Linked DNA regions of Homo sapiens: region 1 is linked to region 2. Evidence: chromatin contacts called from ENCODE Hi-C or POLR2A ChIA-PET data. All regions are on one chromosome and are shown on one strand. Each heading gives the region's core, a stretch centred on a gene start or an enhancer-like site at or near the end of the contact. The rest is flanking DNA. Distances are from core to core; before and after follow the strand shown.

The links. Hi-C counts contacts between places; a loop is a spot of excess contacts on that map. ChIA-PET counts read pairs that join two places held with the same protein, here RNA polymerase II (POLR2A). Pooled maps may share reads with other maps.
Region 1: a loop to region 2 is called in a pooled map, with 2.3 times the contacts of the local background. The contact joins the enhancer-like site here to the promoter of LINC01590 in region 2. A Hi-C loop is called at or near these places in 5 of 50 pooled maps. POLR2A ChIA-PET finds 5 or more read pairs at or near these places in 3 of 52 experiments (B cell, WTC11 and activated CD4-positive, alpha-beta T cell).

The regions. Positions count from the first base shown.
Region 1 is chr6:87,659,064-87,661,778 of GRCh38, forward strand. The region is part of intron 16 of ORC3 (origin recognition complex subunit 3); the gene reads left to right. Among named protein-coding and RNA genes, the nearest start is that of AKIRIN2, 42 kb to the right of the region's middle. Within about 2 kb of position 1,333, at least 4 of the 41 ENCODE cell types and tissues checked have a DNase peak (open chromatin) inside an H3K27ac peak, as active enhancers do.
Region 2 is chr6:87,395,699-87,398,447 of GRCh38, forward strand. It overlaps LINC01590 (long intergenic non-protein coding RNA 1590), which reads left to right and starts at 1,426. Exons shown (of 2, transcript NR_026784.1): 1 at 1,426-2,679.

The DNA.
Region 1 (2,715 bases), core at 83-2,582, 260 kb after region 2:
TTTTTTTTTTTTTTTTTTGAGACGGAGTCTCACTCTGTCGCCCAGGCTGGAGTGCAGTGGTGTGATCTTGGCTGACTGCAACCTCCGCCTCCCGGGTTCAAGGGATTTTCCTGCCTCAGCCTCCCGAGTAGCTGGGATTACAGGCATGTGCCAACAGGCCTGGCTAATTTTTGTATTTTTAGTAGAGACGGGGTTTCACCATGTTGGTCAGGCTGGTCCTGAACTCCTGACCTCATGATCCACCCACCTCGGCTTCCCAAAGTGCTGGGATTACAGGCGTGAGCCACCGCGCCCGGCCCTGTTTATTGTAATTTTTAATGGCAGTTTAAACCCAACAGCAGGCTAGGCACTGAATAAAGTACTGAGAAAATAGCAGCACAATTATTAAAGAGAAAGAGTGCTTTTCTGACAAATTACATGTCTTTTCTGAAAGTGAAAAGCTTAGTTTTCCAGAATAATGTGGGGACAGAGTCATTGTTCCTAGTCATTGGGGAGAAATTGCTAATGCCATGAAAAGGTCCAAAACGATCAACCAAGGCCGGGCGCATTGGCTCACGCCTGTAATCCCAGCATCTTGGGAGGCCAAGGTGGGCAGATCACTTGAGGACAGGAGTTTGAGACCAACCTGACCATCATGGTGAAACCCCGACTCTACTAAAAATACGAAAAATAGCTGGGCATGGTGGCGCACACCTGTAATCCTAGCTACTTGGGAGGCTGAGGGAGGAGAATGGCTTGAACCCGGGAGGCAGAGGTTGCAGTGAGCTGAGATCGCACCACTGCACTCCAGCCTAGGCAACAGAGCAAGACTCCATCTCGAGAAAAAAAAAAAAAGTGATGAACTGCAATATTGGCCAAATACTGGTCAAAAATTACATAGAACCCACAGAGTTAACCTTGCCCTACTGGGCTTTCCTGTTCTTGTAGAGTCTAGCCCCAAACTCTTGACTCTTCCCTTTTACCAGGCAGTGAACATGGTAGTCACTAAAAATAATTTTGCAATGTGATTTGCCAATTTTAGGCCAAATGTCAGGTTCCAGAGTTCTTACAAATTCCAAATTGTAGGCTCTGAAATCACATCAGCCGTTTCCCTGTCATGATCCTTCACCTAATATGTCTGACTTTTTACCTTTCTGAGCAGTTGTTGAAATAATGCTCAGTATAATTAAATGTGTTTTGTTGTAAAATCACAAAATCTTCCATACTAGGATTTAGTGTCTTTACCAAGATTGTCCCAGGAGGGAAGAGATTAGAATTGTAGCATGTTAAAGCTAAAAGAGACCTGAAGAGTCAGCCCTGTGGCAGCTAAAGGCCAGAGAGGGGCTGTGACTCATGCAAGGTCACACAGTCTCATTCTCCTGACATCTGCCAAAAGGCCCTCTCCATTTCTCTACACTGCCCTCAACAGCCACACCACAGATGTCTGGGCAGAGCTTGGAGTTATGGAGAAAGGATGTCCTTTAAAGACAAATATAAGCAGGAGACTTCAGGAGGCAGAGTTCACAGTATACCATGAGCAGCTCTTGGCAAAAATACTGGCAGGCAAGAATAAGTTGCCAGATCTTGAGAGATGAGAATAAATTGCCACTTTCTAAGTTACTGTTTTTGCCAATAGCAAGCTTCAACTTTGTAGCCCTTGTTGATACTAATTCCTCCAGTTCCTTCAGAACCACCTCTTTCAGGGAAGGCCTATCATTTGTCTGGTCTGAATCCAAAATGAGCATAATGCAGTGCTTTAGTGCCAGACTCATTGCTTACTTCTTCTCACATAAATAAGTCACAGAAGTATATTTCTATGTCAATCTCCAAGTCTGCAGTCAGATAAAAATTCTAATGTATAATGTATTTTGTTACTGTTGTTGTTCAACTAATGTAGCCAGTGGAAACAAAATTAAGGCAGATATTTTATTTTTGCTCTGATGGTTCTTTGAGGATATCTAGAGAGGTCTTTTGCCTTGGGAAATGCCTGAATTTCTATATATCACATGTAAAAATGTTAAAATGTGAGGCGATAGTTTGAGTTTCTGAAGTTGACTCTATCTGATTGCCTTGTTAGATATCCAATCCTTATTACATAGCAGGGACTGCAACAAGATCTTTTAATGACAGCCATGTATAATGATTGGGAAATAACTGCCTGAGGTTAGTGTAGGAAGAGTTTATGGTCAGAAATTACAAATTGGTAGCCAGCCATCACAGAAACTATTTCCTGAAGCTACAGCTAAGTTAACTTAACCTTGAGTAATTAAGATGTTAACAGTATCTGAGGTATAGAATATTGTTTCTTAGTGAGGATCAAGTCAAAATCATACACTCTTTGCAAGTAAGTTTTGTTCCAGTTGACTCTGGAGAAGGAGCAGCACCTAGAATTAGAATGAGCAAGGGGTCATTAGCTCTTGAGATGGGGGAGAAAAGGAGGATGGTGAAGAGTGATGTCCATGTTGAATACCCTTTCCACTTCCTCTCTTCTTCAGAGCTCCTGGCCACATCGGGACAAAGCAAGTGTAGGGGATTTCTAGGGAGTGGTATCCTCTCCAGAAGAAGAGAAAGGATACTTGGAAGAAGGGGAATAATGTCCCCAGTGACTGGGCTGAGGTAGCTGCTTTGCTCTGCTTGTACTGGTAGGAAAAGGAGCTGACACAAGCTGTCATGTGGCCAAAATACTTTAGGCTCAGGACTGGACTAAGCCCCAGAAATCTTCTTTATGAAGTCATG
Region 2 (2,749 bases), core at 176-2,675:
TGCCAGGGGTTGGGGGAAGGGAGGGATGATAGAGCACAGAGCATTTTTATAACAGTAAAACTATTCTGTATGATACTGTAATGGTGGATACCTGTCCTTATACATTTGTCCCAACCCATAGATTCCACGGCACCAAGAGTGAATCCTAAACTATGGACTTCAGGTGATAATGATGGGTTCATCAATTATAACATGTGCCACCGTGGTGCAGGATGTCAGTAGCCAGGGAGGTTAGGTGTGTGGGGATAGGGATAGACGGGAACTTTGTACTTTCTACTCAATACTGCTGTGAACCTAAAATTGCTCTAAAAAATAAAATTTATTAATTTTTTTAAAAGTGGGGACAAAGTCTTCCCTGGAACCTGTCACAAGACATGCCTATGACATGCTTTTGGTGTCTACATATCAAGCCAGCTTTTTTCCACTTAATTAACATCTCATATTCATTAAACAATTATTAATAAAATACCTACCATGGGATAGGCATTGTTCTAGGTACTAGGAATAAAGTAGCAAATGAAGCAGATATTTAAAAACTCAGATATTTCACATCTGGGAATCTGAATAAATTACATGCGATACAAAAAATTCTTATACTCAAATAACTCCACTGTTATTTATAATGGTGAAAACTTGAAAATATACTACATAATAGTGGGAATACTTCAGTAAATTATGACACATCCACTCAATTGCATATTATACAGCTATTAAAAATACAGCCCATAATAAGATATAAAAATGTCTGTGTTGTAATGTTGACTGTAAAGGAGTAACATAAGATATGGTAAGAATGTAGATAAGGTGAGTCATTACATGAACATGTTAACAACATTAATCCTTTGTTAATGAATCTATGGGTGGCAGATTTGTACTCCCAAATTTTCATAAAGAGCATGTCTTATTTTTATAATGGAAAATGTCCCAATAAAATATTTTTAAGCCTAGACACTTAATATTTGAATTGACTAGCCAAATCTTCATGCTTTTAATGTCGTAGGTGTGTATCTAATAATTGCTGAAGCTGGAATTTCCTTCGTGTGCAGTCAGCCACACCTCGCTATACCTGTCAAACCATCTCAATTATCCACTCCAATTGTCATGCCTCTCGTGGGTTAGTTGTAAATGGAACACAACTCTAGCATGACATTGCGACTTAAAAGAGCATATCCAGTATTTCGATGATCATTCTGGAAATATATTTCCTCTTCAAAGTTTTTACCTGTCAGTGAGGCATTTAAATTGGGGCATTCTCTTGTTTCTGAAGTCTGATAAAATCTTGACCTTAGAATATTTATTGGTAATATTTATTCATTCACAAAATTAGTTCTTAGCATATCCTATATGTCAGGCATTAGTCTAGAGCTGGGGCTAGAAAAATGAATAAGATTGGGTTCCTGACCCCAGCCCAGGCTCACACTGTAGTAAAGGGAAACAGACATGAACACTAGGTGACATGGAGTGTTAGGGGCGCTATGGTAGAAGTCTGCAGAGAGTGCAATGGGCGTCCAAATGAGGAAGTGATCACTTGCACAAGAGTGGGAGGCTTGGCTGGAAAGGCTTCTCTGAATAGGATGACATTTGATCTGTGTTTTGAAGGGCATCGTTGGCAAGGTAAGTAATCCAATTAAAGGAGGTTGCCTCAGCTAAAGCACAGTATGCTCAAAGGTGCGGATCATTTGAAAATTTGAGTTCAGGTGCAGTAGGGGTAAGGTAAGTATCCAACAGAATTTTCTACAATGATGGAAATGTTCTATATTGTCACTGTCCAATACGGTAGCCTCTAGCCACATTTGGCCAGTACAACTGAAGAATTGAATATTAACTTTCATTTAATTCTAGCTAATTTAAATTTAAATAGTTTCATCAGTTAGTGGCTACCATATTGAACAGTGCAGGTTTAGAGATAAACAGAGGCCAGTTGCAGGAGGGTCTTGCATCCCATTGAGGAGGACTGAATTTTCTTCTGCAGGGCCTTCTGTGGTCTGCAGAAAGGGCAGTACACAGGCAGTAATATTATCAGCTTTGCCTGTGGGAGTGCCCCAGCCTGGAAGCAGATAATACAGTTAGGAGATTCCCATAACCTGCCTGAGTGAGAGCATTAGTAATTAGGGAAGGAAATGGATGTGAGACTTGCTGAGAAGGGCTGGACAGGCTTAGTGACAGGTCTGAGTGTGAGGGGAGAGGGAGTGGGGGAAGTGGGATCAGGTTTGAGCCAGCTATTAAATCAATGCCAATTCATCCCATAAAGAATGCAGAGAGTGGGACAGGTTTGGAGAGTGTAAGGAACATGGCTGTGCTGTAGCCAAGCAGGCATAGGGTAGCAGGAATAGGCCGAGGTAAACAGCCTAGACATCTCAGCGGGATTGGGGTGCAAGTGCACAGTCCTGTGTCTTATATAGTCACAGCCATGTAGGCATAACATAGAGCAGCTCCCCACCTGGCTCTCAGCCACTAGTGTTTGTGTAGTGTATAAATGTAACACTGACCCTGTGAAGGGGCTGCTGAATAAAGCCATGTCTCATTTACCTGCTGTCTCTCCAGTGTTCTTCCAGCTCCCTGCCCCACATCCACCCACTGTCCTCAGACCTCAGCTGGGGCTGCACCCCAACCCTGAGTGTGACAGAGAGAAGATGAGTGTTAGAGATCATGATCCTGAAGTGCTGACGAGAAATTCAGGTGAGTTATTACTATCTTTCTTTCTTTTTCTTTTCTTTTCTTTTTTTGAGATGGAGTCTTGCACTCTGTC